Regions from separate parts of the Homo sapiens genome. Here regions 2, 3 and 4 are each linked to region 1. A link is a contact called in ENCODE Hi-C or POLR2A ChIA-PET data. All regions are on one chromosome and are shown on one strand. Each heading gives the region's core, a stretch centred on a gene start or an enhancer-like site at or near the end of the contact. The rest is flanking DNA. Distances are from core to core; before and after follow the strand shown.

The links. Hi-C counts contacts between places; a loop is a spot of excess contacts on that map. ChIA-PET counts read pairs that join two places held with the same protein, here RNA polymerase II (POLR2A). Pooled maps may share reads with other maps.
Region 2: a loop to region 1 is called in a pooled map, with 8 times the contacts of the local background. The contact joins the enhancer-like site here to the promoter of APEX2 in region 1. A Hi-C loop is called at or near these places in 3 of 50 pooled maps.
Region 3: a loop to region 1 is called in a map with no recorded cell type, with 14 times the contacts of the local background. The contact joins the promoter of NBDY here to the promoter of APEX2 in region 1. A Hi-C loop is called at or near these places in 2 of 37 single-sample maps with no recorded cell type and 9 of 50 pooled maps. POLR2A ChIA-PET finds 5 or more read pairs at or near these places in 1 of 52 experiments (PC-9).
Region 4: a pooled map shows a loop between it and region 1 (9-fold over the local background). The contact joins the enhancer-like site here to the promoter of APEX2 in region 1. A Hi-C loop is called at or near these places in 1 of 168 maps with a recorded cell type or tissue (CD4-positive, alpha-beta T cell) and 6 of 50 pooled maps.

Annotation. Positions count from the first base shown.
Region 1 is chrX:54,996,699-55,004,342 of GRCh38, reverse strand. It overlaps APEX2 (apurinic/apyrimidinic endodeoxyribonuclease 2), which reads right to left and starts at 3,980. Exons shown (of 6, transcript NM_014481.4): 1 at 3,764-3,980; 2 at 2,714-2,797; 3 at 1,912-2,092; 4 at 1,235-1,381; 5 at 475-544. The coding sequence starts at 3,920. It also overlaps a transcript of PFKFB1 not described here. RefSeq lists a silencer at 3,960-4,099.
Region 2 is chrX:56,810,154-56,817,797 of GRCh38, reverse strand. It overlaps NBDY (negative regulator of P-body association), which reads right to left. Exons shown (of 3, transcript NM_001348129.2): 3 at 1-478. Among named protein-coding and RNA genes, the nearest start is that of NBDY, 85 kb to the right of the region's middle. RefSeq lists an enhancer at 4,679-5,218. Within about 2 kb of position 4,342, at least 13 of the 41 ENCODE cell types and tissues checked have a DNase peak (open chromatin) inside an H3K27ac peak, as active enhancers do.
Region 3 is chrX:56,724,812-56,732,455 of GRCh38, reverse strand. It overlaps NBDY (negative regulator of P-body association), which reads right to left and starts at 3,213. Exons shown (of 3, transcript NM_001348129.2): 1 at 2,867-3,213; 2 at 257-393. The coding sequence starts at 3,102. The coding sequence ends at 2,896. RefSeq lists an enhancer at 3,093-3,172.
Region 4 is chrX:53,438,389-53,446,032 of GRCh38, reverse strand. No RefSeq gene overlaps it. Among named protein-coding and RNA genes, the nearest start is that of HSD17B10, 7.8 kb to the right of the region's middle. Within about 2 kb of position 5,057, at least 25 of the 41 ENCODE cell types and tissues checked have a DNase peak (open chromatin) inside an H3K27ac peak, as active enhancers do.

The DNA.
Region 1 (7,644 bases), core at 2,731-5,230:
CCTTGAAACCTTTGCCCATGCTAGAATGCTTTCTACTTCAAAGCTCTGTTCTACTCATCTGTTAAGATTCAGCCATTTTCAGCTGCCTGTCCTGATGTCCGAGCTCACCTAGGAATCCCATCTCTGAGCTCCTGTAGCTTTCTGGGATGCCATCTGTGCCTCTGCCCTGAGAATACCATCCTATAATTGGCTAGCCATGTGTCTGTAGCCCACCACCATGCTGGAGAGCTCCTAGGAGCCAAGGGCTGGATCTGACTCCTGAGTCCTCAGTATGTGGCTCAGGGCCAGGCCATGGGCAGAGTCAGTATTGTCTATTGAATGAATGACCAATCCTCAGTACTATAAGAATAGTATTGCAAGCCAAGCTCCGCTTTCCCATAAAGGAAGCTGTCCCTGGGCCAAAAACTCAGGGTTGGTTGGCTGGACAAACAGAATCAGTCAGGAGTGGGGCCAGGCACCTAGAGGGAGCCTTACCAGGTTGACTGCATCCCAGTGGTCAATGGGGCGGTGGGCTGTATTCAGGTCACCCAGAATGATCACATGGCTGAAAAACACAATGTGGGATTGTTAGAAAGGGGTGCAGCAGTCCTGGCCCATATACTTTTTCCTGGGCCCAAGAGCTCAGACAGGCCCTCTCCCATATTGAGGCTTCCTAGCCAACAGCAACTCATAACAGCCTACCTCTCCAATCTTACCACAAACTTGCTGCCTTTCATATCTGACCAACCCAATTCTGATCTCCAAAGGTGACAGTGTTCCATGTTTGACATGACTGCCTCACTAATCAGGAGCCAATGGGCATTTTTCTTGTCCTTCAAAGCTGAGCTCAGATACCACCTCCCCTTGATTGCTCTAACCCACCCTCACTTTCCTGTCCTCCGCTGGAACAAGACTTTCCTTTGCTCCCACGCACTTTACCATTCTCATCTCATTTTACCCTTAAAACTATTGTGTAGGGTAGAGATTCATATATTCATTTGACAAAAGAGAAAACAGAGGCAAGACTAGCCCTAGGGCTCACAATGAGTAAGAGCAGGAGCCTGAATAGGTGCTCAGAGTACAAAACCCATGTTTGTTTTGAGCAGAGCCTATTCAGGTGGGCATATTGGTGTTTGCAACTATGCTGTGAAAGAACTCAGAGACAAAGGGTCCATATCCCTTTCAATGGAGCTTGACACAGGGCTGGGCACCCAGGACCAACTCAAGGAAGCCTTACTGCCCAGGCTTGCAGTACCTGCCTGCCGCCAGGAGGGCTTCTGCTCGGATTTGCAGCAAACGATAGAAGCGCATCTTAAAGACTAGCCGCTCAGGCCTCCCAGGGTCCGCATGGGGGCAGTACACGTTGATTAGGGTCAAGGTCTTCTCCTTACCTTCCCATGTGCTGGAGAAAAGAGAAACCCCCAAAAGGGGTCAGTTTCAAACCTCCCCTTCTGTCCCTTCCCCATACCACATGGCTTCCATTTTGTGACTGTCTGGGATGGAAAAGAAAGGGGTTAAAGAGACACAAATGATCTGGCATGCACAGGACTTGGGGACTGACTACTGATAAGGCAGGGAGAGGGATATCTAAGGATTACCACCAGGTAATGGTGCTGCTATTCACACAGAACACCCAGAAAGACAGCAACCTGGGGCACTGAGTTCAGCACTAAGTTGCTTTTGAGATGTCTATGGTAATAAGAGCTGGATCACTAGGCCAGCCCCACATTGTAGAGATGGAAACTCAAGCTTCAGAGGGGGGAAAAATTTGCCAGGGTCACACACTGAGTAGCCCAGCCAGGACTAAACCAGGAAAGGCAAATTTGGGAACTTCTCCACGGTGCATGTATGTTTACATGGCAAGCCTTAGAATCTTCACACTCAAAGAGTAGCACCAGCAGTGCTCAGTAGCAGGGAGATATGAGCTATTACCGGATCTTATGCTGTGTGAGGAGGGCCCTGCCCTCACTATCCAGAGCCCGGAGTTCCTCTTGGGTAAACTCATCCATGTTTCCATAGCAACCAACATCCCCATTCTGGGTGGCAAACAGGCCACTCAGGCCTTCTTCAGCAGCCACTGGGGTAGCATTGTCCTTACAGAAGGTGGCTACACCTGGGAACAGACAGGGCACTCTGAGCAGACCTGGCAGTCAATAGCCTGTTGCACAGCCTGTCCCACTCCAATTGTCCCCACACAAGTCATCTAAGTCATCTTCATAAAGTGTGGTTCTTGGGCAACCTTATTCAAACCCTGGAGTCTCAGTTCCTACATCTAAAAAAGCCACAGAATGTTCTAAGTGTTTTACATTGATACATGGTGAGTGCTCAAGACGTATTAGCAATTATTATTATCACATGGATTAATTCATTTAATCCTTGTAACAGCCCCGGAAGGTAAACATTATCCTCATTTTCTAGCTGAGGAACCTGAGGCACCAAGAGGTAATGTAACTTGCCAGAGGGTGCACAGCTAGGAAATGAGCCATGATTCAAACCCAGGCTGTCTGGCTCCACAGTTCACACAATTAAGCACCACACTACTACTGTACTTCTGAGGTCCAGTAGGATAATTCTATCCATAAAAATTATATTTCATGTAATTTACTATTATGCAGCTTTAGCTCTGTAAACTAAATGTCTAAGATTTCTTATTACCCTCTCATCAAATATTGGAAACCCTTTTCCCCTATCTGCCTCCCTCACTAATTTAAAGTCCACAGAAAGCCCCATTTACCAGAATAGCCGCTACGGTTGCGGCTGAAGCTGAAATAGGAGTTATAACCCTCAACGATAGCCAGGGGCTCTGTCAGTGCATCCCCTGGAAAAAAAAAATGTAAGATTAAGTCAGAGGTAAAACTAGCATCCGAGAAACACAAAGGCCTGGAATTACAGTTGTAGGCTAATTCCTTGCACACATCAGAGCCAGAGTTGGGGGTGACGGGAATGAAATATCCATGATTAGAGGAGGACCTAGAAAGATGGGAAATGTCAGAGAGGAAATTGATATCAGAATTAGAAGGCTTGGTGGGGGGCGGTTAGAGACTATGAAGTGGAGGTGGAGAATTAGGTGGGAAGGGGAAAGAATCAGAGCTAAGCCTGGGGGTCTGAACGATAGGAGGAAGCTGGGGATGGGGATGGACATACGAGAGGATGGTGGGAATCTGAGCTAAGGGTGAGAGGTAAGAGAGAGGGAATTAGGGGATCTGAACTGGGGGTGGAGGGAAAAGGAATTAGGGGATTCTGAGGGGAGATAAGAGGGTGAAGAAATAAGAGGACATCTAAGCTTGGGGTGGGAAATGAGGTGGGAATTAGGGACTTTCCGCTGGGAGGAGAGATGGGAATAGATAAGGGGTACTGGGGTTCTGAGGTGGAAATGTGAAAAAGAGGAAATTAGACTGAGCTGGGGTCAAAGATGGGGTGGGAATTAGAGGATCTGAGCTTGGGGCAGGGATGAAGAATTCGGGGGTTTGACTTGGCGGCGGGGAGATGGACAGCGTATGGAAGGAGGAAATTCAGGGGACTGAGTTTGGGGCCGGAGAATGAGTGGGAATCTGACTAGATATGGGGTTTCGAGAAGGAGCTAAAGTTTGCTGAAGACAGGAGATGGAGTGCAATTAGGGGATCTAGCTAGGGTGGGAAATGGAAGTTTAAGAGGGAAGGGACCTGGGTCTAAGGACAGGACTCTAAGAATAGGAAACTGGGAAAGTAAAATTACATGGGACAGGGGACAAAAGTTAGCGGGAAAGAAAAAGTATGTAGGGATCCTGGAATCCAGAGCGCTCACTGGTCACTTTGGTTTCCTGGAGACAGACGATATCCGCATCCAGCTCGTCCAAAATGCGCCCCACGGCCACGGCGGCACAGTTGCTGGGTTCCTGATTTGCCACCCCTTGCAGGGGTCTCCGAATCCCATTGATGTTCCAGCTCACCACGCGCAACATCTTAAAGGGCTGGAACACCTCCCAGCCCGCGCCAACCTAGGCGCGAGCGAACTGCTTCCTGTTCAGAAGTTGGCCAGGCCCGCCTCCCGCGCGCGTTTGCGCAGGCGTTCTCGTGCGTACCACTAAAGCGCCTGACGCACGTCGGGCGGGGGCTTCAACTTCCTCAGCTCTCATTGGCGGGAGGAGGAACTGGGTGGACGCTGAAGGAAGCAAAGCGGAAGCCTAGGGGCAATGAATGGCGAGAGGAGTTTCCAGTTGGGCTCCCGCTCCTTCCGCTCGGACAGCTGAGTCTCAATGCGTTTTTCCTCTACTCAGAAGTCCAAGTGGTGCGTCCGGTTACTTACAAACGGCATTTTGCCACTTTTTAAGCGACGGAACCCTGAGCGGAACTGCTCAGCTGCCAAAGCCCCGCCCTCAGTGCGGCGGACCGCCCACCTAAGTTCACAGATGGCTGCAGCGCTTGCGCCCCAGGAATAGCTGGCGCTAAGTGCTCGCGTTGGACTGGGCAAAGGGAAGTTCATGGTTGGAGGAGGGAGCAGTAAGAGTCGCTCCACTGAGATAAGACTTAGGAGGAGGGCCTTTGGCTTTATTGGGGCAGAGGGGAGGAGGAGGAGGCTGTCTCAAGCCTGCCCTGTAGCTTTTGTCTTGGCTCTTAACATTCTGAAGGATGTAGCCGGACACATCCTTACTCTTGGTTCTGTTTCTCAGATAAGTGAAATCGAAGCCCAGGAAATGTAAGCTCGTGAGCAGCATTGTCTCCGGATGCATCCATGGCTCTTCTGTATATGTTATCTCATTTCATTCTCAAGACAACCCAGTTCGGGACATGGAGGCTAAGTTAGAGACGTCGAATGAATTCATTTCATTCTCACAGTTCACTCTCTCTTACACTGAAGTAGTAGAGCCAGGATTCACACCCTGTCTTAATTAGCTCAATAATTACTTTTCTGAGTGTTTTTACTGACCACACACCTCCCCAGTTAAGTCTTTTCCTCTGGGGCCCCACGGCACCCTATGGTCCATTCTGTCACAGTACTTATAATACACAGCTATCATTGACTTCTATTTCTGCTGCCATTAGAATGCCAGCAACTTGAGAGCAATGACCATGTCTGGTTCATCTTGTTAGCCCCATCCCCTAATACTGGACACAGCATATGTTGGGAAGCAATAGATATTTGTCAGGTGAATGAATGAACAAAGGATAATAGCAAGAGCATCGACAGGTTCATGGCTTGTTTTTGAGAGCACAAAAATTAGAAGTAATGGATATGCCCAATGTCCAGGGAAAAGCATAACGATGCATCTTTAGGTTCCTCACCCAGAATTGCAGCATAATTATTTGTTCCCCAGAATTTAAGTCTTAGAGCCATCATCCTCAATGGTTACAGCAAAGACGCAGTAAACTGCTTTTCCTCCTGGAGGACTTAAAAGGTTACCAGTTGTTGCTATCAGAAAATAGCTCTGTGATTAAAATAAAAATTTGCATGTCCTGAGCTTCTTCATGCTTTGGGAGTTATTGACTCAGGATTGACTCCCATGAGTGCGATAACTAGGACAAAGGAAATGAACATTTTTATTGCTCTTGCTTCATATTGCCAGATTGCTTTCCAGTAAGGGATTATGCCCATTTACACTGAAGATCGATCTGAAACTCAGCACCAGCGAAATCCAGAACTTGCCTGTCTCCATGGCTGGTTTTAATTTCCCCATTCTGCAGTGGCTTGTTAATATTAGTTCTGACCTTTGGGGCAAGGTGAACACATGGTTGGACTGAAGAGAAAAGGCTTCTGGTGGCTCAGGAACGTCTTTGGCAACTACAACAGCTGATATTTCAACAGAGCACATACATCCCCCACTTAACAAGGGTACGTCCTCAGCCTTCTCAGGGAACCAACGAACACCTCCAGGCTTCCTCTTTGATGCCACCCACTGGACCTGCCTTGGGGGTCTGTAAATGCAAGAGAACCGAGTGTTGGATAATTAGCGATGGAAGAAAAAACCTCTAGAATAAAAGGTAGGTGAGAAAGAAGGGAAAGTAGGCAGGAGTTGCACAAATCCACATCCATTCTTCAGGCCCTCTGGAAAGTTTTCTTTGCATAGATGGTTGGTTGTCGTGTGCATTAAAGGGCATGGGAAAGTGGGGGAAAAGATTATATCTATATGTAACCTATTTATCTGTCTGTATATTTTTAAAAGTCCATTCTGGCCTTTATGGGACACTGGCCCCCAGGGCAATTCACTAGCACCTGTGAAAGTCTCTCTAACTTGGTCAAGTCTGGTTTTGAATGAACTGAGTGATTGAGATTATAGCTCTTACCTCCCCACTGATGTGTAAAGTAGGGTTGATTTGCTGTGGCGCTTTGAACAAGCTCTCTTGCTTCTCTGGGCATCAGTAGCTTCCTCAGTAAAATGGAAATCAAAGTCTCTAGCCAACGTTCCTCAGAGGGCTGTCACGATCAAGAAGAGTGGAAAGGCAGAAACCAAAGCTCTTTGGAGACATTTCAGGACTTCCTCGCTCTAAGAGTAGTCATCTTGCTTTTTCTATAGGCTCCACAAGCAATCCCACCCAAAACCCTCCAGCTGCTGTGCGACTATAGTCTGTGGAGAGCCACTTCCATGACTAGGATTCAGTGAGGTTTGGGGCCCAGGCATGAGGCCGAAAATAGTGGAGAGATGGTGGGCCAGGACAGTGGGTGAGAAGGAAGGGGATCCTAGGCTGCTGTCACAGAAGGCCTGACACTCATATACATGCACCTAGCTTGTAAGTGTGTGGTCGATCTCCCCTCACACCTTCACTCTCCACAAATGCATTCATACCCAAACAGTCTGAGAGCTACCAATAGGGAGACCCCATTCGTGACTTTATTATCCATCAGCACTGTCATATGCTGCTTTACATGGTATTCTCCCCCGATACACATGCCCTATACTTTGGGAGGGGTATGGGGTCAGGATCTGGGGGCCTTGGGAAATCACATTGTAATCTTTTCTTCCCTAGAGATAGCCCCATTTTAGAATTTTAGACCAAGAGCTGCAGGTCAGAGCTTGATCTTGAATGAGAATCTGGTACTGACTGAACCCTTTCTCTGCCACGAGTTCATTGGCCCTTTTCAGAGAGGACTTCATTCTTTTATCTGTTTCTGTCCCATTCAAGGTAGAGAAACCTTTCTGGATGCCACCTCCTACCTCAGACAAATTAGTTCTCCCATCCAATTCCCTGCACAGCTCTCTGTTATAATATTTACCTTGTTGAACTAGGATTAGTTGTCCACAAGTTCATCTCATCTAGGGCAGAGAGATGTAGACTGCACAAACACAATAAGCAAGTGTCTTCTCTGTCCTCTGTGCCAGGGCCTGAGTTGGACACTGGAAACACAAATTACAGATCACTGAGATCTAGTCTCCATACTCAAGGAGTTCACAGTCTAGTGGGGAAGCAGACCAGGAAAATACTGGTGGATACTTGCTCAGATAGGAGCATGTGGGCAATATAAGAACCAAATACAAGGCCTGTCCCAAGGATACAGGGGTCACTTCCCAGAGGAAGTGAACATCAAACCAGACCTTGAAAAGTGGATCAGATTTTGTTGGGAATAGAAGGAGGAAAATGGCATTTCAGGCTGAGCAAAGGCCAAAAAACAGGAAAATACACCATGTATTTTGGGGCCCAGTGAGTCAGCCAGTGCAGTTTAAGGATGATCTAAGGAGAGATATGGCTGGA
Region 2 (7,644 bases), core at 3,093-5,592, 1.8 Mb before region 1:
AGAAAGTGTACTGGAAACAATTCTTTTTTGGATTTAACCTTCCTCTACTTTCCTTATATTTTTCACTAAAATAAATGAATAAATAGACATAAATAAATGAATAAATGTAGGAAGAAGGTCATATTTCAACACTAATTTTAGTAATGCTTTACATAGGAGTTCTTATAAAATATTTACTTAAAATTCACAATTTACTAGATGTAGTCATATAGATCTAACACAGCGCTTAGAGACAAACTTTATTGGGGCCTTAATGGATTTATAGGAATATAAAGTTATACAACAAGAACAGGATGTCACCAAAAGAGTTCACTGGTTGGCTGCTGCAGGACCATCTCACAGGCATTGTTTGCTTTGGTAAGTTCACCATGATCCAGGGCATGGCCTTAAATCTCAGAGGTCTTACAACCCGATCTTGCCCATGTCTTAGAATTCATCGAAATTCAGGAAGTGAAATCGCGCTGATTACATCATAAGACTGAAAGATACAGAAAGAACAAAAGTTTATTGACTTATAATGAGAAATTCCATTATCATACAGGTCAGATATGTCTGTTGAGCAGAAAACACCCCAATTTCCCTATTAAGCAAGTTAAAGAGAATGCAAAATTATTAGATGAGTGCTTAATAAATATTAAATCAAAGGCATACAATGTCAATAACCTGCATCTTTTTGGTATCTAATGTATTTGAATGCAAAATAATTTATCTGTTAGGTGGACCAGATGTTTCTATTATCTTAGGCATATTTCTCCCCCAAAAAGTACAGGGATGTCTACCGCTATTACTCTTGTTTTATTAGGCTTCCAAAACTAATCAATCAGCCTCATTGTTCCCTCATAGCCCCTTGACAAACTCCTATATTCCTTGGAAATTTTATATTTATTTATTTATTTACACAAATAATACATGAATAAATACATGAATACAATCTAACTGTATATAATTCAAACAACATAGACATAATTCTTCTTACTGCTAAACTTTTACCATTCCTCAGTCTTTCTCCTATTTACAGAAGAAAACATAGTTATCAATTCTGTCTAGACCTTTTTATTTCTATTTAAATGTACACATATATAGTATTTATAATAATATAATAATTTAGATTTGGAGTTTATAATATAAATTAGATCATCCTAGCATACACTTCGGCAATTTGTTTTTATTCACTTATAAATGTCTTAATAATTTTTAATATAAAAATAGATCAGTCTCAATATTTCAATGGCTTCAAAATATTGCATCGTGTTACAGTATAATTTTAACTGTTGAAAGATGTTCAAATTCTGTTGAAAGATATTTAATATGCTTGCAACATTTTTACTACAAGCAAGCCAATTTATTGATATGTAGAATTATTTCCATATATTCTACAAATAAAACACAAGTCAAAACTTACAAACATTAAAATTACGATAGAGATAAAATACTTTAGAAACGTACAATTTTATAGACAGTAGATATTTAACCAAATCCTTTCTAAAACTGAGAATTCTGGAGACTTTTTTGATTGTGGCAAATATGATGACCTAATATTAAAGTCAACTATATTTATTATTATTATTGGCCATATATTTTTGTCTCCTATGAATTGCCTGTTCTTTGACTATATTTCTATCAGGCTTTGTTTCTGTATTAACATAAAGAAATGTATTATATATTCTATGAATTAATGGCATCCATTATCTATCTTTTAAATGGAACCACATTGTATATAAATAGTCTTTAAGTTTACTTATGCTGTTTTTCTTCGTATAAAATTTGCATGTTTTATAAAAGAAAATTATATTTAGAAATATAATACGAAGGCATTAAAATGAGGAAAACAACATGAAATGTATAAAAGAGAAGATTAACAATTTCTTCCAGAAAAACAATTCTAAATCTGTGGAGGTTAAAAGATGTTAAAAGTATGGAATAAATGCCTAATAATTTTTTCCATAACCAATCAAAGACACATATACTTACCAACATGTAACTCTTTCTGTTTGTTGTTACAAAAAATGAGTTTGTATTATACACATTACTCCGAACATGTTTTATTTATTTAATAATATCTCATAGTAACCACATAAACTTAAATATTTTAAAAATATCTGCACAAAATTCCAGCAAATGTGTCCACCAAAACATAGTAATTCTCAAAATGAACATAACTGAGACAGTTTCCAATTGTTTTCACAAATATGCAAACATATTCTCAGATGGTATAATAAAAAAGTTAAACAATTTGTGGATTACCATTTCAAATGTTTCAGTAAACAATTCTCCAAACACCAATGTATGAGAGACAAGCTAATCACCTCAACAAGAAATACCTGTTATCATACTTTAAATTTCTATAAATGATAAAGAAAACATAGTATATGTTTGATTTATTGTACCTTAATAGAATTTTAAAAGTGGACAATTTTTTAAGAATTTAGTAATCCAAAATTTCTTAGTCATGATGATCTCCTCATTTTGATGTAGAAAAATAAATTTTAATTTAAATGAATCTCTATAAAGGGTCATTGCGTATGAATCATTTTAATCATCTTTGCAACATAGGTTTAAATCTCTTTACCAGATACTATACTGTATTTTGGTTTAAAATTAAGTGTTTTTAGCATTTTTATTAAAATATTTTCATTATCAAAGAGTAAATAATTTATTGATGGCTTTCAAATTTTCCTGATTTCTCAGAAAGATCTATTTAAGCCAAGTCATATAGTCTATAAAATCATGAATTTATATTAAAATGAGTTGATTTATCACTACTTTAAGAATAAATTTCTCAGTGTAGTAAAAATTGTGTATAAGATATGACAGAAATGTAAAAAGCATTATAGAATGAAGTAAAGGTTAAATATATATTCCAAAAATATATTCTCTATTAGCTATTAATGACACATAAAATATGACATTTCTTACTATCACATTTGATCAAATTAAAAAAAAAAAGAAATACCCCAAAATATGATCAAGAGTCTAAGGTGAACAGCGGAAGAGAAGATGTGGTTCACCAGGTATGGTGGCTCAGGTCTGTAATCCCAGCACTTTGGGAGGCCGAGGTGAGCAGATCACGAGGTCAAGAGATGGAGGCCATCCGGGCCAACATGGTGAAACACCATCTCTACTAAAAGTACCAAAAAATCAGCTGGGCATGGTGGCATGCACCTGTAGTCCTAGCTGCTCAGGAGCCTGAGGCAGAAGAATCGGTTGAACCTGGGAGGTGGAGGTTGCAATGAGTCAAGGTCACACCACTGCACACCAGCCTAGACAACAGAGCGAGACTCCCTCTCAGAAAAAAAAAAAAAAATGTGGTTCATAACTTGGGTCACTTAAACAATAAGCAAAAGAAAATTAAAACATATGATGCAAAAGAGAAATGATCTTCTTAAAATAATGACTTAATAATCCCTAATTGATATATAATCAACTTTAATAAAACTGTTTCTTAAATGCCCTGATAAGCCACGAAAAAAAAAAGTTACAGAGTAAAATAAATGGAGAAAAAATATTTCATATAACATTCAATAAAGCCATTCAATAACCACTCAAAAACAACTCAATAAAAAAAGACTCAAAAACCATGAAATTAAAAGAAGATAAGATATCACTATGAATCCACCACTGGGAAGAAGAAAAATTCACCACCTAAAATGACTACCTTCGGTCCAGAAAAATTGATAGAAAGAAAATGCAAAAATCAATTACAATCTGAAAGTACTAAATAAAAAAGTAAAAGAACAAATTGAAAAACACAAAAGAAAAAAACTGAAACTGATACCAATTATGTTAAAAATAATGTAAAGCAGTGAAAATAAAAAATGAAAAACAAAAAAAAAGACAAAAGAATCAGACTGAGAAGAAGCAATGACAATGAACGGGAGTGGCAAAGAGACACCAGTGACATCCCCGTGAAAAAACACACAACCAAGAAGCTTTGTGATGATGGGATCCTTTCCGAGTGTAAGTTTTTAAGCAGTTTGACCAAGAAAGCTCCAGTTTCACACCAACTGCTGGGGCCTATCTGATAACAGACTTCCTGCATTCATTCTCAAAGGAACGCCCAAGTTACCCAATCAATGGCATGATGACCCAGGCCTGGAGACAAAAAAGCATGCCCATCGCAAGTGGTGATTCAGAGCCTGTATGGGAGAGTTTGTGGGCAGTGTTATGCCTGTGGGGGTGCATGTGCGTACATGTCTGTGTGGGGGAACACTTGGGCCCACACCCTTGTGCCCGTGTCAAGTTTCTTGTGTGTTTCTCTGCTTGTGTGTTTGTGATTATGTTTTGGGGTGTGGAGTCCCTTCTGAGTGCGTGTGTGGGTGTGTCTGTGGTCTGTGGGCATCTGCCTGTGTGAGTGAGAGTGGGAAAATGGGCACGTGGCAGAGACAGCCTGCCTGTACACACTGAAATGTGGATCGCTGTTGTGTTCACATGGCTGGGCTGGAAAGAAAGGCAACAGGACACAACTTGCCAAGGCTCCCACTGGCTCAGGATTGGACATTTACAGAGTCCACAAAAAGAATGGGGACAAACAGCGAGCCAAGAGGTACTGGGAAATCCATGAATTCACGATGACATTTCACTTAAAAGTAACTCCTGGGTGGTGTTTTATATATATACTTTAAGTTCTAGGGTACATGTGCACAATGTGCAGGTTTGTTACATATGTATACATGTGCCATGTTGGTGTTCTGCACCCATTAACTCATCATTCACATTAGGTATATCTCTAATGCTATCCCTCCCCCTCCCCTCACAGCAAGACAGGCCCCGGTGTGTGATGTTCCCCACCCTGTGTCCAAGTGTTCTCATTGTTCACCAGAGAAACTGAACTGGTGACTTTCATCTCTGCTTCTTTAAAAATGAAAGTGAAGCCTCCTTCCAGGCCTGGTGCTGCAAGGGGACACACCCATCACCAATGAGCAGAAGAAGCAGTCTCGATAGAACATTTGTCCCGCAGAGAGCTGAAAGTGAAAGGAAAAAGGAAGAAGAAGAAGAAAGAAAGAGGAGAAAAAGAACAACAACAAGTGGCAGCTTCGTGTCACCAAAGCTGTCCTGAAAGATCTAGTTCAGGGGTGTATCACTGCGTGGTGACATACACAACAAGTGACAAAGAGATATGAGTGACGTCCGGGTGAAAGGACACACCACTGAAAAGCTTCTCATTGATGGGGTCCTTTCTGAGTGGGATCAAGGGCTCTGATCCACAAGTAGCCTTGCAGGAGCAAAAGAGAACAAAGGTACAGGCAAAATCTTGCCCTCTGAATATCATCAGCACACTTCAAGGGGCCATCAAGTCCCTAGTACATAAGGCCAAGGGAGGGAAGGACTCTGGAAATGGGAGGAGAGATGAAAAATGGGGAGAAACCGGACACCAAGAAAAAGAGGTAATCAGCCACCTATGGCAATAGGGAGGGCAGAAAGAGGAGGGGGATTCTGATTATGCACTTCAGGGGTCAGCCAGGATCCATCTAATTTTCTTAGGAAAAGTAAGCATGTTCTCCCTAATGATGTGCCTGTGCCCACCCGACCCTCCCCAAACCACAAGTGGACTAAAAGTAAAGACAGTGAAGATAAAAAAAAGTGGGAAGCTGGCAAGATGGTGGAATAGGAGCAGTTCCAGTCTGCAGCTCCCAGCGAGATCGATGCAGAAGATGGGTGATTTCTGCATTTCAAACTGAGGTACCAGGTTCATCTCACTGGGACTGGTTGGATAGTGGGTGCAGCCCAAGGAGGGTCAGCCAAAGCAGGGTAGGGGTGTCACCTCACCAAGAAAGTGCAAGGTGTCAGGGAACTCCCTCTCCTAGCCAAGGGAAGCCATTAGGGACTATACCATGCACTCCAGCACAGACACTGCACTTTTCCCATGGTCTTCACAACCCGCAGACCAGGAGATTCACTCCAGTGCCCATGCCACCAGGGCCCTGGGTTTCTAGCACAAAACTGGGTGGCCGTTTGGGCAGACACCAAGCTAGCCACAAAAGTTGTTTTTTTTTCATGCCTCAGTGGCACTCAGAAGTCCAGCCAGACAAAACCATTCACTCCCTTGGAAAGGAGGCTGAAGCCAGGGGGCCAACCGGTCTGGCTCGGCGGGTCCCAACCCCATGGAGCCCAGCAAGCTAAGATCTACTGGCTTGAAATTCTTGCTGCTAGCACACCACTCTGAGCTTGACCTGGGACCCTGGAGCTTGGTGGGGGGAGTGGCATATGCCATTGCTGAGGCTTAAGTAGGCAGTTTTACCCTTACAGTGTAAACAAAGCTGCTGGAAAGTTCGAACTGGGTGGAGCCCACCGCAGCTCAGCAAGGCCACTGTGGCCAACCTGCCTCTCCAGATCCCCTCCTCTCTGCACAGGGCATCTCTGAAAAAAAGGCAGCAGTTCCAGTCAGGGACTTATAGATAAAACCCCCACCTCCTTGTGACAGAGCACCTGGGGGAAGGAACAGTTGGGGGTGCAGCTTCAGCAGATTTAAACGTCCCTGCCTGGTACCTCTGAATAGAGCAGCAGATCTCCCACCACAGCGTTTGAGCTCTGATAAGGGACAGACTGCCTCCTCAAGTGAATCCCTGACACTCATGTATCCTGACTGGGAGACACCTCCCAGTAGGAACTGACAGATACCTCATACAGAAGAGCTCTGGCTGGCATCTGGCAGGTGTCTCTCTGGGACAAAGGTTCCAGAGGAAAGAACAGGCAGCAATCTTTGCTGGTCTGCAGCCTCCGCTAGTGATACCCAGGCAAACAGGGTCTGGAGTGGACCTCCAGCAAAACTCCAGCAGACCTGCAGCAGAGGAGCCAGACTGTTAGAAGAAAAACTAACAAACAGAAAGGAATAGTATCAACATCAACAGAAAGAACATCCAATCAGAGACCTCAGCTGATGGTCACCAACTTCAAAGACCAAAGGTAGATAAATCCATGAAGATGGGGAGAAACCAGCACAAAAAGGTTGAAAATTCCAAAAACCGAACACTTTTTCTCCTCCAAAGGATCATAACTCCTCACCAGCAAAGGAACAAAACTGGACAGAGAATGAGTTGGAAAAATTAACAGAAGTAGCCTTGAAAAGGTGAGTAATAACAAACTCCTCCAAGCTAAAGGAACATGTTCTAACCCAATGCAAGGAAGCTAAGAACCTTGAAAAAAGGTTAGATGAATTGCTAACTAGAATAACCAGTTTAGAGAGGAAGATAAATGACCTGATGGAGCTGAAAAACACAGCACAAGAACTTCGTGAAGCATACACAGGTATCAATAGCTGAATGGATCAAGCAGAAGAAAGGATATCAGAGATTGAAGATCAACTCAATAAAATAAAGCAAGAAGACAAGATTAGAGAAAAAAGAGTAACAAGAAATGAGCAAAACCTCCAAGAAATATGGGACTATGTGGAAAGACCAAAACTACATTTGATTGGTGTACGTGAAAGTGACAGGGAGAATGGAACCAAGTTGGAAAAGACTCTTCATGATATTATCCAGGAGAACTTCCCCAATCTAGCAAGGCAGGCCAACATTGAAATTCAGGAAATACAGAAAACACCACAAACATACTCCTCGAGAAGAGCAACCCCAAGACACATAATTGTCAGATTCACCAAGGTTGAAATGAAGGAAAAAATATTAAGGGCAGACAGAGAGAAAGGTT
Region 3 (7,644 bases), core at 1,964-4,463, 1.7 Mb before region 1:
AACAATTAGAAAATGTAGTTAAAAAGATGATATATTTCACAGTAATAATAGAAACTATAAGTACAAGTGAATCTAACAAAACATTTCTTCAGATTACACTATTATTATGAATATGTTTTCATATAATGTAGAATATAGTTTCAATTTTATCATTTGCTGCTATCTTTTTGAGTTTTGTTTGGCTACTTTTTAATGTGTCAAAACCAACTCTTTTTTTTCTCTTCCTCCTCTTAATAATTTTTGGTAAAGAGATTACCTTAAAAAGCACAACTTCCAGGTTCAGGACACCAGAAAAAGCAGGGTAGCATTGTAAATAATCTTCATTGTTTTCACCAGGTGAACTATTATATGAATGCACCAGGGAAATGGAGTCATACTGCAATCACTCAAAGACTGAAAAATAGTAAAAAATATTGTGGCATCATTTTTTCTGTTTTTGTCCATCTCTTTGTCCCTTGGTCTCCTCAAATCATTATCCTTCCCATACCTCTATTTCAATGATTTATTCCTATAAAACAGTTGTATACATAGTATTAGAAGGGATGTATTATATAGAAGTTTAGAGCATAAACTCTGGAATCAGGTGTTCTGGGTTCAAAGCTCAGCTCAGCTACTTCTTGCTGTGTAACTTGTGGCAAGTCATACAACTTCCCTTGGTCTATACAAACTTCTCTAGTAGAGTTGTGATTAAATAAATTATAACATGCAAAGCCCTTTAGAAAATTGGCACATAAATCTTCAGTAAATATTGGCTATTATTACAATTATCAGTGATTTGAATCACTTGGAGGGGAAATTATGTAGCTACTGCACTTATTGTTTTGTTCTTTTGTTTTCTTTTCTTTTTCCTTTTTATTTTTTAAAATTATTTATTTATTTATTTTTTACACCGAGTCCCGGTCTGTCGCCCAGGCTGGAGTGCAGTGGCATGATCTCGGCTCACTGCAATCTCTGCCTCCTGGATTCAAGCGATTCTCCTAATTCAGCGTCCCGAGTAGCTGGGATTATAGGCACACAACACCATGACCGGCTATTTTTTTTTTTTTTTTTTTTACTTTTAGTAGAGATGGGGTTTCGCCATATTGGCCAGGCTGGTCTCGAACTCCTGACCTTAGGTGATCTGCCCACCTCAGCGGCACAAAGTGCTGGGATTACAGGCGTGAGCCACTGCGCCCGGCTGCTCTTTTGTTTTCTATCTGAGCAATTTTCTCCCTACTCCCTGCAACCTTCCACTCCACTACCCCTTTGAATAGAGGTAAACATGTGAGAAGTAAAACTGTATGGAATGACAGGGAGATGCTTTCAAGTAAAATAGATTTCTATTTTTTTTTTTCTATGCATTACCACCAAACCCAATGTCTAAAACTTTTTTGGTCGCCAAAGTTGTCCCATCATTCATTGATTTATTTATTGAAATATCTGTTTCACTCCTATTATGTACTAGGCACTATGCCTTGGCCATCCATCCCCTACAGCTCTCAGAATAATTCCTACCCATTGCAAGGGCTTCATAAAGGTTTACTGCACGAATGAAGAAAAGATGCTTCTCTCCTTTGAATTAAAAGGATCTATAAAACTTGGGTCAGATTCAGTTTTATAATTTGCATTCTATAAAGTTCATCTAAATATCAGAGATTCCTTTTCTGATAGTAAGAATAGGAATCTTAAAATACAAATAGTAGCACTTGATGGATATTGGAATGAAGTATATGCTCAGCATAACATTTAAGGCCCTGAAGCACTTTATCTTCACCTCCTAGTCCTTCTTGTAGATTCAAAATTATAGCCAAGCTGTTTCCAGAAGAATTCTGCCTTTTCTCTGGAAACCCTCGGCCTGAAAAGCATTCCCTGCCCCTCCACATGGCAGATGTCACTCAACCTTTAAGGCCCACCCAAAGTTCCTCCTTCCTTTTTTTTTTTTTTTTTTTTTTTTTTTTTTTTTGAGACGTAGTTTTTTGCTATTGTCGCCCAGGCTGGAGAGCAATGGCGCGATCTCGGCTCACTGCAACCTCTGCCTTCCAGGTTCAAATGATTGTCCTGCCTTAGCCTCCCGAGTTGCTGAGATTACAGGCGTCCACCATCACGCCTGGCTAATTTTTGTAACTTTAGTAGAGACGGGGTTTCACCGTGTTGGCCACGCTGGTCTCGAACTCCTGACCTGATCTGCTCACCTCGGCATCCCAAAGTGCTAGGATAATAGGCGTGAGCCACCGCGTCCGCCCCCCTACTCCTCCTTTTTGATGGCTCATGATTACTACCAGGCAGTGACTTGGTCCATCCTCCACCCTTCCTGAATACCTTGAACAAGCAAACATTATGGCACTTGGATTTGACTATCACATTGTAGCTTTAAAAAAAAAAATTCAACTCTCCTGCCTTACACAGAGAAAGACATACACTTCTGAAGGCTGGCCTTCAACAGATGCTTTTTATTGGCCTTGAACCAGCCTTTTTTTTTTTAACAAAAAAATTTTCCAATGCACGCAAAAGTAGAGAGAATAATATAATAAATCCCTACATATACATCACCCAGCTTTAAATTATCAACTCATGAGCATTTTTATTACACTTTCCCTCCACCTTGGCACCAATGACTTACTTTCAAGCAAATCAAAAGATTCAAGTCTATTTCTTAGAAAATATAACTACAATTATTTCATCTAAAATATTACAAATAATTATTTAATGTCGTTAAATATCCATCATTTCATTCAAGCATATTTTGTGAAAGAGCTGCTTAATCCCTGCATGTTATTTTTTCTATTTTGAAATCATGGAAAGAACAGGGAAAAGGGGAAGGAAATTTGTGAGAATGCATAAATAAGTTTCAAAGAGCCTAGATGTCCTAGATGAGAAAGAATCTGACCTGGTTTAGGGTGGGAGAAATTTATTTCTCTACTTCTCCGGAGGAGGAGGGTGCGACTTCAGGCCGGCTGATGCAGGAGGAGGTGCGGAGGGTAGAGTGGTACTACCTCCGTTGGGAGTTCCTTCCGGATAATCCCAACGCGGAGCGAGGAGGCAGCGCTTTTTTGGAGGCTTGGCTTCCCGTGCGTTTCCAGGTGGGAGAGTGGATCTCCCGGAGGCACAAGGTTGGTCTCCCATAAGGATTACAGAAACGGGTCGTCAGTTTTCTCCGGTGGGCCCTGGCAAAGCCAAGAGACCTGAGATGGCGGCGAGTCCCCTCCAGGCACAGAGCTGGCTTCCTCCTGTTTCGCTCTTACCGTATTTCCTGTATCCTGAGACGTACATCCCTTCTCCGCCTCCACCCCTCCTCCCTACCCCATTCTATTTTAATGTTTCTATTAGGATGGGTGTTAAAAACCGATGTCGTTATTTAATATAGTGTTTTTCCATCGCGCCCCACCCCCACTAAATGTAAATAAATTTATTGAGAATTTAATATAATTTATGCAATTTTAAGATGAGAAGAAATTCAAGTTTACCTTTAAGTGGTAAACTCTGAATGGCTTATATGTGTGGGAGGGACGCGGGGGTGGGCGGTAACCAAATAAATTATTGAAGAGCTTTACAAGCCAGCTGCAGATGCACATCACAGAGCTGTGAAACTAGCTACAAACATTTAAAAAGCAATATGCAAACATGTAAGTTGACTAGAGTGCAGAATAGCACACTAGCACAAACCATGGAAATTGAATGTGGAAAATGAATTCACCGTATGTCATAGAATCTAAGATCATTTTTTCTTTATTTTTTAAGCAAATTTGTAATTTTTGAAGGCTTATTATGTTTTTCCCCAAATTTGAATATCTAGGAAATCTCTGCGACCTAACAATTGATGGTACACTATACTTTAGTTGGCAGCTTTTTTTTTTCTTTCTTGTAGGTATGGAAAATAATGACCCATCTTACTAGTGATGATATGTTATATTCTATGATTTATGGTAACCAGAAGAAAGTACCACGTGTCTCAGAAGAAAAGGCTTCTGGAACTTCTTAGACCTTCATTATTAAAATAGCCTACACATCCATCTCCCTTTAGCTATGGACAAACTAGATCACACTTCTTCAGCTTTGTTCTCAGTGCTTTTTGTTTGTTTTTTGTTTTTTTAAATGGAGAGAGCTTAGTCCTTAATGCCAGAGTAGAAGTGCCTGTTAAACTCTGCTGTTTACAAGCTCTGAGCTCTTTGAGTAATTATTTAAATTCTTGGAACTTTGGTTTCTAGGCCATAATTTTTTCCTTGCAAAGGTGTTTCCATAACCAGGGATAATACATGTAAAGCATTTACTACTATAACTATCTCTTATCTCCACCCTTCTACCTTCCTCCAAGTAACCAGCACAGCCCTTTACACAAATTAGGTACTCAGTAAATATTTGGGAAATAAATGACCCCGTGGTTTTGTGCCAAATGCTACTAATAAAGACAGAAAAGTCAGATGTAGCTGTAGCTTAATGAAAAGATGTGAGGGAGGCATTGAGAGAGGCAATATTTTAGAGCTAGAAGAGTAGTTGGAACTAGACATACTGATGTGGGAGACAGCAACATAGAGGTGATAGTTAAAGACAAGGGAATGGATTATATCCCCAAGAGAAAATCTAAAGGAAAAATAATTGAGCTAAAAACAGAATATTGAGTAATTAGAGACAGATAGAAGAAAAGAAGTCTGCTGCAAAGGCTGAGAAAGAGTGGTCAAAGTCAGCGAAGAAGATTCTAACCCAGAGTTTCTCAATCTTGGTGCTATTGACATTTGAGGCCAAATCAATCTTTGTAGTGGTTGCCAGAGTTTACCGTTTAGCAATGTCCTAAGCTAAGCCTCTACCAACTATATGCCAGTACTACTCCCTACTCCTCAAGTTGTGATAACCAAAAAGATTTCCAAACATTGCCAGATGTCCCCTCGGGTACACAATTGTCCCCAGTTGAGAACCATTGGTCTATCCTTAATCCACCAAATTTGCTCCTTTCCTAGTTTTTTTTTTCTTTCATCTCAGTGAAATGTTATGCCTTCCACTCAGATATACAAGTCAAACTTTGGAGTCTTTATTTTTAGAAACTGAAGAATATTTTATTATTTATTCAAGTAAATGAAGTAACAATTTCACAGTCTTTTTACATAGGTCTCTAAATCTTCACGACTAAAGACATTAAGAGTTGCAGTTAAGTCGTTCTATAGCTATAGTTTTAGCAAATTAAGAGAAATATGTGCCTCGTTAGTAAAGTAACAGGAATTAAAAATTTTATCAACTCCAGCTAGGTTTAATTTACGGTAAACATTTGACTTGAGGTGAAAACAGTCCCAACTTAGAGTTGCTTCTATCAACATTGACTATTTATACCACAATTAGATTTATTTATTTATTTGTTTATATGCTTTGTGGTAAAGCATACATAACATAAACTTTACCATCTTAACATTTTTTAAGTGTACAGTTCAATAAGGTAAAGTATATTCTCATTGTTGTACAACCAATCTCGAGAACTTTTCCATACCTATCAAACAACTCTCCATTTTACCCTCCTTCCAGCTGCTGGAAACCACCATTATACTTGCAACTGGAATTTTGTTTGTTTTCATTATATTAAAACGGAGATCTAAAGCCTTTATTATTCCAGGTTTCAAAACAGGTTTTTTTTCCATCATCTTTTTTTTTTCAACATCAGTGAACCAGCTGAATGTGAATCATGAAGCCAGAAGAGGGCACTGTTAGGTTGGAGGAACATAGAGGCCAATTTGAGAAGTGCTACAGATCCAACTCTCATAATTTACAATGATCAAAAGATGACAATAGAAAATAAAACTAAACCCACCTCTGAGTGATAGTAAATGGTTTTCATTTAGTTTTTTAAATTGAGAAGTTGGGTGATTAATTTGATTTCTTTTGAAAATTAGCTTTTCTTTTTAAAATTTTCTTAATTTTTAAATTTTTTTATTTCTATAGGTTTTTTGGGGAACAGGTGGTATTTAGCTACATGAGTAAGTGCTTTAGTGGTGATTCGTGAGATTTTGGTGCACCCATCACTCGAGCAGTATACACTGAACCCAGTTTGTAGTCTTTTATCCCTCATGCCCCTCCCACCCGTTCCCTGAGTCCTCAAAGTCTATTTTATCATTCTGATGCCTTTGCGTCCTCATATCTTAGATCCCACTTATGAGTGAAAACATACGATGCTTTGTTTTCCATTCCTGAGTTATTTCACTTAGAATAATACTGTCCAGTTCCGTCCAGGTTGCTGCAAATGCCATTAATTCGTTTGTTTTTAAGGCTGAGTAGTATTCAATCATATATATATATATACACACACACACACACACACACATACATATATATATAACAATATTGTTATATATATATAACAATACATATATTGTTATATATATATAACAATACATATATTGTTATATATATAACATATATTGTTATACATATATTGTTATACATATATATAACAATTTTGTTATACATATATATAACAATATTGTTATAGTGTATATATTTATACATATATGTGTATATGTTTATACATATATATGTATATATTTATACATATATATGTATATATGTATAAATATATATATGCATATGTGTCTATATACCCATATATGTGTATATGTATATATACACATATATGTACACACATATATGTACATATATGTGTATATATACATATATGTGTATATGTGTATATACATATATGTGTATATGTGTATATATGTATATATGTTATATATATGTGTATATATGTGTATATGTGTATATATGTGTATATATGTTATATATGTATATATACATATATTGTTATATGTATATATAACAATATAACAATATTGTTATATGTATATATAACAATATAACAATATTGTTATATGTATATATAACAATATAACAATATTGTTATATGTATATATAACAATATAACAATATTGTTATATGTATATATAACAATATAACAATATTGTTATATGTATATATAACAATATAACAATATTGTTACACACACACACACACATATATATATATATGTATAACAATTTTGTTATCCTCTCGTGTGATGGGCATTTGGGCTGGTTCCATAGTTTTGCAATTGTGAATTGTGCTGCTATACACTTGCATATGCAAGTATCTTTTTCGTATAATGACTTTTCCTCTGGGTAGATATGCAGTAGTGGGAGGATTGCTGGATCGAATTGTAGTTCTTCTATTAGTTCTTTCAGGAATCTTCACACTGTTTTTCATAGTGTTTATACTAGTTTACATTCCCTCCAGCATTGTAGAAGTGTTCCTTTTCAATGGCATCCACACCAACGTCTATTATTTTTTTGATTTTTTGATTATGGCCATTCCTGCAGGAGTAAGGTGGTATCACATTGTGGTTTTGACTTGCATTTCCCTGATCATTAGTGATGTTGAGCAGTTTTTTATATGTTTGTTGGCCATTTGTATATCTTCTTTTGAGAATTGTCTATTCGTGTCCTCAGCCCACTTTTTGATGGGATTTTTTGTTATTTCTTCTTACTGATTTGTTTGATTTCATTGTAGATTCTGGGTATTAGTCCATTGTCAGATGCATAGATTGTGAAGACTGCCTCCCACTCTCTGGGTTGTCTGTCTACTCTGTTCGCTCTTCCTTTTGCTGTGCAGAGGCTCTTTAGTTTAATAGTCCCACCTATTATCTTGGCTTTT
Region 4 (7,644 bases), core at 3,808-6,307, 1.6 Mb after region 1:
GCGGTGGCTCACGCCTGTAATCTGAGCACTTTGGGAGTCCGAGGGGGGTGGATCACAAGGTCAGGAGATCGAGACCGTCCTGGCTAAAACGGCGAAACCCTGTCTCTACTAAAAATACAAAAAAAATTAGCCAGGTGTGTGGTGGGCACCTGTAATCCCAGCTACTTGGGAGGCTGAGGCAGGAGAATGGCATGAACCCGGAGGCGGAGTTTGCAGTGCGCTGAGATCCCGCCACAGCAATCCAGCCTGGGCAACGGAGCAAGATCTCAAAAGATAAAAAATAAAAATAAAAATAAAAAATAAAACTCCTAGTCATGGACCGGGTGCAGTGGCTTACGCCTGTAATCTCAGCACTTTGGGAGGCCAAAGTGCGTGCCTGTAATCCCAGCTACCTGGGAGGCTGAGGCAGGAGAATCACTTGAACCTGGGAGGATGCAGTGAGCCGAGATCGTGCCACTGCACTGCAGCCTGGGCAACAGAGTGAGACTCCATCTCAAAAAAAAAACAAAACTCCTAGTCACCTCTGTGCAAATAAGAATGAAGCTCAGCTCTTTCCTCTACTGTCAGTAGTTACTGAATAAAATCGGTTTTTACCACTAACTAATGTTGGCTGTGTTTCTTTACCTTCACCCTCCTTCAGAGAGTTGCAGACAGGGACCACGTGTATTTTGTTCACTGCTGAGTCCTCAGTGCCTCCGAGAACACCCAGCATAATAAACATCTGCTGAATTAACAAATAAATGTTTGTTAAAATGCATGTAGTGGGCCGGGCGTGGTGGCTCACGCCTGTAACCCCGGCACTTTGGGAGGCCTAGGTGGGTGGATCACCTGAGGTCAGGAGTTCGAGACCAGCTTGGCCAACACGGTGAAACCTCGTCTGTACTAAAAATTAAAAAAAAAAAATTAGCTGGGCGTGGTGGCCCACACCTGTAATCCCAGCTACTCAGGAGGCTGAGGCAGTAGAATTGCTGGAACCCGGGAGACAGAGATTGCAGTGAGCTGAGATTACGCCACTGCACTCCAGCCTAGGCAGCAGAGCGAGACTCCGTCTCAAAACAAAACAAAACAAAAAAATGCATGTAGTGAAAGGCCCCAAGGCTGGAAGAGACCTTGGATCTTCATCTCATCTTTTGTCTTGGTTAACTAATGTGTTGCCTGAGTCAGGCTGCTTCATCAACTTGGTCCAACTACTACTTGTGTGACCTAGGGCAAGATTAAAAAAAAAAAATTTTGTAGCCGGATGCAGTGGCTCATTCCTGTAATTCCAGCACTTTGGGAGGCCTAGGTGGGAGGATTGCTTGAGCCTAGGAGTTCAAGACCAGCCTGGACAGCATGGTGAGACCCCTTCTTTACAAAAAAAAAAAAAACAAATTAGCGAGGCATGGTGGTGCACACCTGTGGTCCCAGCTCCTCTGGAGGCTGAGGCAGGAGGATCACTTGAACCTAGGAGGTCAAGGCTGCAAGTGAGGCAAAATTGCGCCACAGTACTCCAGCCTGGGTGACAGATCAAGACCCTGTCTCGAAAAATCCCAAAACATTTTTTGGGGTAGAGATGGGGTCTCGCTATGTCACCCAGGCTGGTCTTGAACTCCTGGCTTCAAGCGATCCTCCCACCTTGGCCTCCCTAAGTGTTGGGATTGCAGGTATGTGCCACCTTGCCCAGCTGGGCAAGATATTTGACAAAGACTGTCTCCTTTGACCAAAACCTTAGTCAGTCTCCTCCATGTACTCTGCTTGACTAGGCCTGACCTGTCCTTATAAAGGTCCTTATAAGGACTCTCTCTATCCTTATTGAATCTAGTTTGAGCAAGAATCCTGCTAAGTCAATTTAGGGGAAATTTCCCACCCTTGGTATCTGACTACCCTGGATTCTTATCATCCTGGCCTGCCTTCAGCAATAATCCTATCAAGTCAGTTTAGCCAGAAACCCCTTGTCCTAGATGTTTCCTCTTAGTAGTTTCTCATCCACTGACCCTACCCTGCTCCTTGGTTACAAATCTCCACTTGTCATTGTTGGACTTAGAGTTGAGTCCAATCTTTCTCCCACTGCAAGACCCCATTGCAGTGGTCTGCATACCTGTCGCCATGGCCTTGAATAAAGCCTGGCCCTACCATCTTTAATAAGTGTCATGAGTAATATATTTCTTTAAAAATATGTAACCTCTCTTTGCCTCAGATTCATCCCTCACAGGGTCATTTGGAAGATTGAAATAGTGTGAGAGAAGGTGCTTAGGAAATGAGTTCCAATCTTGACCTCTACTGGGTCTCTCTTATCTGTTCTCTTCCCCAGAGCAGTATCACTTGTGTTCAAAAGAGTGCAGACTCTGGAGCCAGACTGCCTGAGTTTGAAGTCCTGCTTTGCTTCTGACTAGTTGTGAGAACTTGGGAAGTGGCTTAACTTTTCAGTACTCACTTTCTTCATCTGTAAAACGAGGAGGATGGTAATGCCTACCTCATAGGGTTGTTGTGAGGACTAAGAGTAAATATGGCCGGGCGCGGTGGCTCAGGCCTGTAATCCCAGCATTTTGGGAGGCCGAGGTGGGCGGATCACAGGGTCAGGAGATCGAGACCATCCTGGCCAACATGGTGAAACCCCGTCTCTACTAAAAATACAAAAACTAGCCAGGCGTAGTGGCACATGCCTGTAATCTCAGCTACTCAGGAGGCTGAGGCAGGAGAATCGCTTGAACCCGGGAGGTGGAGGTTGCAGTGAGCTGAGATCGTGCCACTGCACTCCAGCCTGGCAACAGAGCGAGACTCTGTCTCAAAAAACAAAACAAAACAAAAAAGAGTTAATATGGGCCGGGTGCGGTTGCTCATGCCTGTAATCCCAGCACTTTGGGAGGCTGAGGCAGGTGGATCACCTGAGGTCAGGCGTTCGAGACCAGCCTGGCCAACATAGTGAAACCCTGTCTCTACTAAAAATACAAAAATTGACCAGAGTGGCTCATGCCTGCAATCCCAGCACTTTGGGAGGCCAAGAGGGGCAGATCACCTGAGGTCAGGAGTTCGAGACCAGCTTGGTCAACATGGCGAAACCCCATCTCTACTTAAAAAAATAGCAAAAAAAAAAAAAAAAAAATTAGCCAGGCTTGGTGGCACGCACCTGCAACTCCAGCTACTTGGGAGGCTGAGGCAGGAGAATTGCTTGAACCCGGGAAGCAGAGGTTGCAGTGAGCTGAGATCAAGCCACTGCACTCCAGCCTGGGTGACAGAGTGAGACTCTGTCTCAAAAAAATAAAATAAAATAATAAATAAATAAATAAATAAGTAAATAAGAGTTAATATGCTCACAACAGATCCTGAGACATGGTATGTGAGTTAAACAGTACTACTGGGTATGAATGTTTCTCATTCATAAGAACCATTAGGTTTTAAGGTCCCTGAAGCCTCAACCTACCATCTGCAGAAGGAGCAGCCAGAGGCTCCCTTTCCTTTGCTTACAGGGGTCTGGGGTCAAGGTCATTAACCCAATCTCCCACTGTCTTAACTTCCTGAATGGTGGTCTGGAGTTATTCTTCTGGGTGCTTGCCAAGGCCCATCTGCGGGTCTTCCTCAGTCTCAGTGGCAGATGAGGAAGCAGTGGTTTCCCCAGGCCAGAGACATCTCCACAGCAGGTTCCTCAACTCCACCCTGCCCAATGGACCCTCCTTTTTGACTCAGAGGCCCCCAGAATGTGGGGTGGGCCTTTGGAGCTGACTGAAGGACTCCAAGGGGATAGGGTAGGGCGTGGTTACCGCCCAAATTTAGCCTTTAGTCAGGGAAGGGGGTGGTGGGGGAGTAGATGGTTTGGGGACGACTGGACCTCAGACTGGGTCCCTTGTAAGGATGTGAGGGCAGGCTCAAGAGGGGTTTCCTCCGAGTCAAACACATTCACTCCCCTCCGTCTTCTGGTTTTTAGTCCCTGCCAGGGGACCACACAGGTGAGTCCAGGTGAAAGGAGCAACCACAACTGCCGGCCACCTCTACTCCGCGCCAGACGAAACCGCCCCAAGGGCGCCGCACTTTACCGCCCTCTGTGACCTGTCGCTGTCACACACCGAGTGAGTGTGAGAAGACGAGACCTCGGGAGAAGGAGGGCGACAGCGGGCACCAAGATACACAGGTCCTTTATCCATACCTCCTAACAGCCACCCGCTATGGGCCGGGCCTCCGTCCTCCCAACTGCCAGCTCCACTGGAGACACTCCAACCGCACTGGGAGCGCCTTGTGAGCAGGACACGCATGCGCGGGTAGCACCTCCACCAGCCAGCCGGCTGACCCCGCCGGGGACCTGGCAGGGATGGGGAGCGCATGCGCAGATGGCGCGCACCGCTCCCAAAAGACAGGGTGTGGGTGGCGACTAGACTCTGGACCTGTGGATCTCGGTGCCCGCTGTCGCCCTCCTTCTGCCGGGTCTCGTCTTCTCATGCTCACTCGGTCAGGTCTATAGTACAGCCTCGTACTGGAGTCTTAGTGTAAGTCCTTCCGTTTAATCAGCAGTCCCTCTAATAAAGAAAATGAATGAGTGAATAGCAAACATGGTAAATCTAAGGTGACTTTGCTTAAAGCGGGTGAGGCCAGTACATCGCCACCCAACCCTTGGTTCCGGAGCAGGCGTCTTTTCTTCCTCACCTGGAAGTGGCAGAAAAAAAAGAACTTGTCTTCTGCCCGTGCCCGATCAGGGGCTCCCCACTGCACCCCACATCCCCGCCTTTGGGACAGTCTCACATGGCGAAAGTGGCCTAGGGTGGAGGGCACTGCACTAAGCACGACCCTGACTACTGACTGACCGCTTTTTATAGCCCAGGCACCTTGCAGACATGATTCGTTTCGGATAAGTCAAGTATTCATATTCCCACTTCACAGTGGAGGAAATTGAGGCTGACCCCAAAGCCGCCCCTTTAGTGGGTGCGCGATCAAGACTTATTACATAAACTGCCTTTAAGAGATGGCACCACCACCCCGCGGGCCCCCTACTTCTGGTTGTTGCCCAATCACACTGGCAGGGGTTTCACTGGCAGCTGCAGCCCCGCCCGGCTGACTCATCTTCCCCAAAGCCGTTTAATTCTGTTCCAAGTCTTTCCTAACTCGACCTTGGCGGGCGCGGAGCGGAAGGCATTATTGTCCTCCCGATTTGGGGCCGGGGGAGTTGGAAAACTAGTCTAACTCCCGGGCTGGAGAGCTAGGAAGCCCAAGAGGGCCAAGTCCTGGCTGTCTGCCTCTGACGACGAGCAAGGTGGAGGCCCTTGGTTAGCAGGATGGGTGGTGAGGAGTCCGGGAAGGAGAAGAAAGGCTCAGCGCGGCTTGCCTGAGCCTCCCTCCTCCCAGCTCCCGGCCCCTGCTGCCGGCGGCTGTCACTCCTCGCTGTGGTGCCAGCTGGCTCCCGCTTCCTCGCCTTTATTCCTACCTGCTTGCTCTCCTGCCTTCCTTCGGGCTTTTCACATCCTCTTCTTTTCCTCTCTTGCTCCCCTCCTGTTTGCCTTTCTCGACTTTCATATCGCCAGAAGATGGTCGTCTCCCTCCCGTTCCTCCCAACTCTGAATAAAAAACAGAAAACCCAACTGGTCCTATAATGGCTTCCCTAAGTCTACAGATGACTCCTGGCTTTCTAGCTCACCTGCTGGGGGGGATGTGTAAACCATGAGGTGATTTTTCCAAGACTGTGAAAGGAAGGTGGATATAAGCGGAACTGACACCGTATACTGATCACAACACTTACTGATTCCACCGGAAGATACAGGTTTATTGCTATGTCACACATATGCATTCATTCACTTAGCAAACACTGCCATCTGTTCTATGCCAGGCTCTCTGTGTTGCGTAGCAAGAATACAGAGATCAGAATAGATCCTCAGTCTCTCAGGTGGGTAAGTGTTGGTTCAGAGCTGTGGGACCCTCAGAAAGGGCATCGCACCATCCTGGGGGTTATCTGTGGGGTAGGGTTGCCACATTTAGCAAATAAAAATACAGGGTGCCCACAAGTCTGAATTTCAGATAAATAACAAATAGTTTTACAATATAAGCATGTCCCAAAGATTGCATGGGGTTACTTATATGAAAAAATTATTCGGCCGGGCACAGTGACTCACACCTAGTACTTTGGGAGGTCGAGGTGGGTGGATCATCTGAGGTCAGGAGTTCGAGACCAGCCTGACCAACATGATGAAACCTCGTCTCTACTAAAAATACAAAAATTAGCCGAGGGTGGTGGTGGGCGCCTGTAGTCCCAGCTACTAGGGAGGCTGAGGCAGGAGAATTGCTTGAATCCAGGAGGCAGAGGTTGCAGTGAGCTGAGATCGTGCCACTGCACTCCAGCCTGAGTGACGGAGCAAGATTCTGTCTCAAAAAAAAAAAATTCATCTTTATCTGAAATTCAAATTGAATTACTGAGCATCCTATACCTCATCTGGCAACACTACTGTGGGGGTATCAAGTAGTGTGTTGTTACTGGAAAGTGTCGTGTTATAGAGGCCGAAGTTAGCCAGCAGCCATCGGATTATGGAAAGCCTTAAAAGTGAGGAGGTGGGGGCCGGGCGCGGTGGCTCACGCCTGTAATCTCAGCACTTTGGGAGGCCGAGGTGGGCAGATCACCTGAGGTCATGAGTTCGAAACCAGCCTGGCCAACATGGTGAAACCCTGTCTCTACTAAAAATACAAAAATTAGCCGGGTGTGGTGGTGGGCGCCTGTAGTCCCAGCTACTCGGGAGGCTGAGGCATGAGAATGGCTTGAACCTGGGAGGTGGAGGCTGCAGTAAGCCGAGATTGTGCCACTGCACTCCAGCCTGGGCGACAGAGCAAGATTCCCTCCAAAAAAAAAAAAAAGTGAAGAGGGGGCACTGAAGGGGTTTGAAAGCAAGTGGGTAACAATAAAAATTGGGTTTTAGGAAGAGGCTTCTGCTGGTTTCTTGGATGATCCTTTTAAGAGCAACAATAGTGGAGTCTGACCAGTTGCAATTGTACAGGCAAGAGATTTTGGATGGTGATAATAGGAAAGTAGGTGGGAGGAGGTGCCAGATCCAAAAAGTATGTAGGAGTTAAATCAGCAGGACTTGGCAGTTGCTTAGATGGGGTGAAGAGGGCGTGAGTCCCAGGATCTGGCTTGGGTGTCTGGGAAGTTAGTACTGCAACCAATTGAGATACAGCAGTTTTAGGGGGCAATGATTGAGTTTAATTTAGGGCATCTGGTGTAGAGGGCCAGCAAATTATTTGCTATATGATTCTGAAGTTCAGTGGAGAAGATGAGCTCAAAGTAGAGACTGGGAAGTCCTCAGCAGAGAGGGAGTATTGAAACCAGGAGATGGATAAGCTCCCCAGAGAGGGGGCAGAAGAAAAAGAACCCAGGGAAGAGACAAAAGAACAATCAGGGGAGTACAAGAAACCAGGAGAGTCAGGCTTCCTGGAAGCCAAGTGGGAGTTTCTAGGAAGAGCAAGTGATGAATATGTCAAATGCAGCCAGAAAGGTCTGATTACACAAAGCCTGAAAAATTACAGTTGATTTAGGCAACGGTAAAGTCACCATAACCTGAGGCTGTCATCCTTCAGGTTCATTCAGACATCAGCCCCATTTATTCAAGTGGCAAACACTCAGCCAACATGCGTCCTCAGCATCCTCTCAAACGCTCGCCACAGTAATTTTCATGTCCCCTGCAGTCCTTCAGCGTT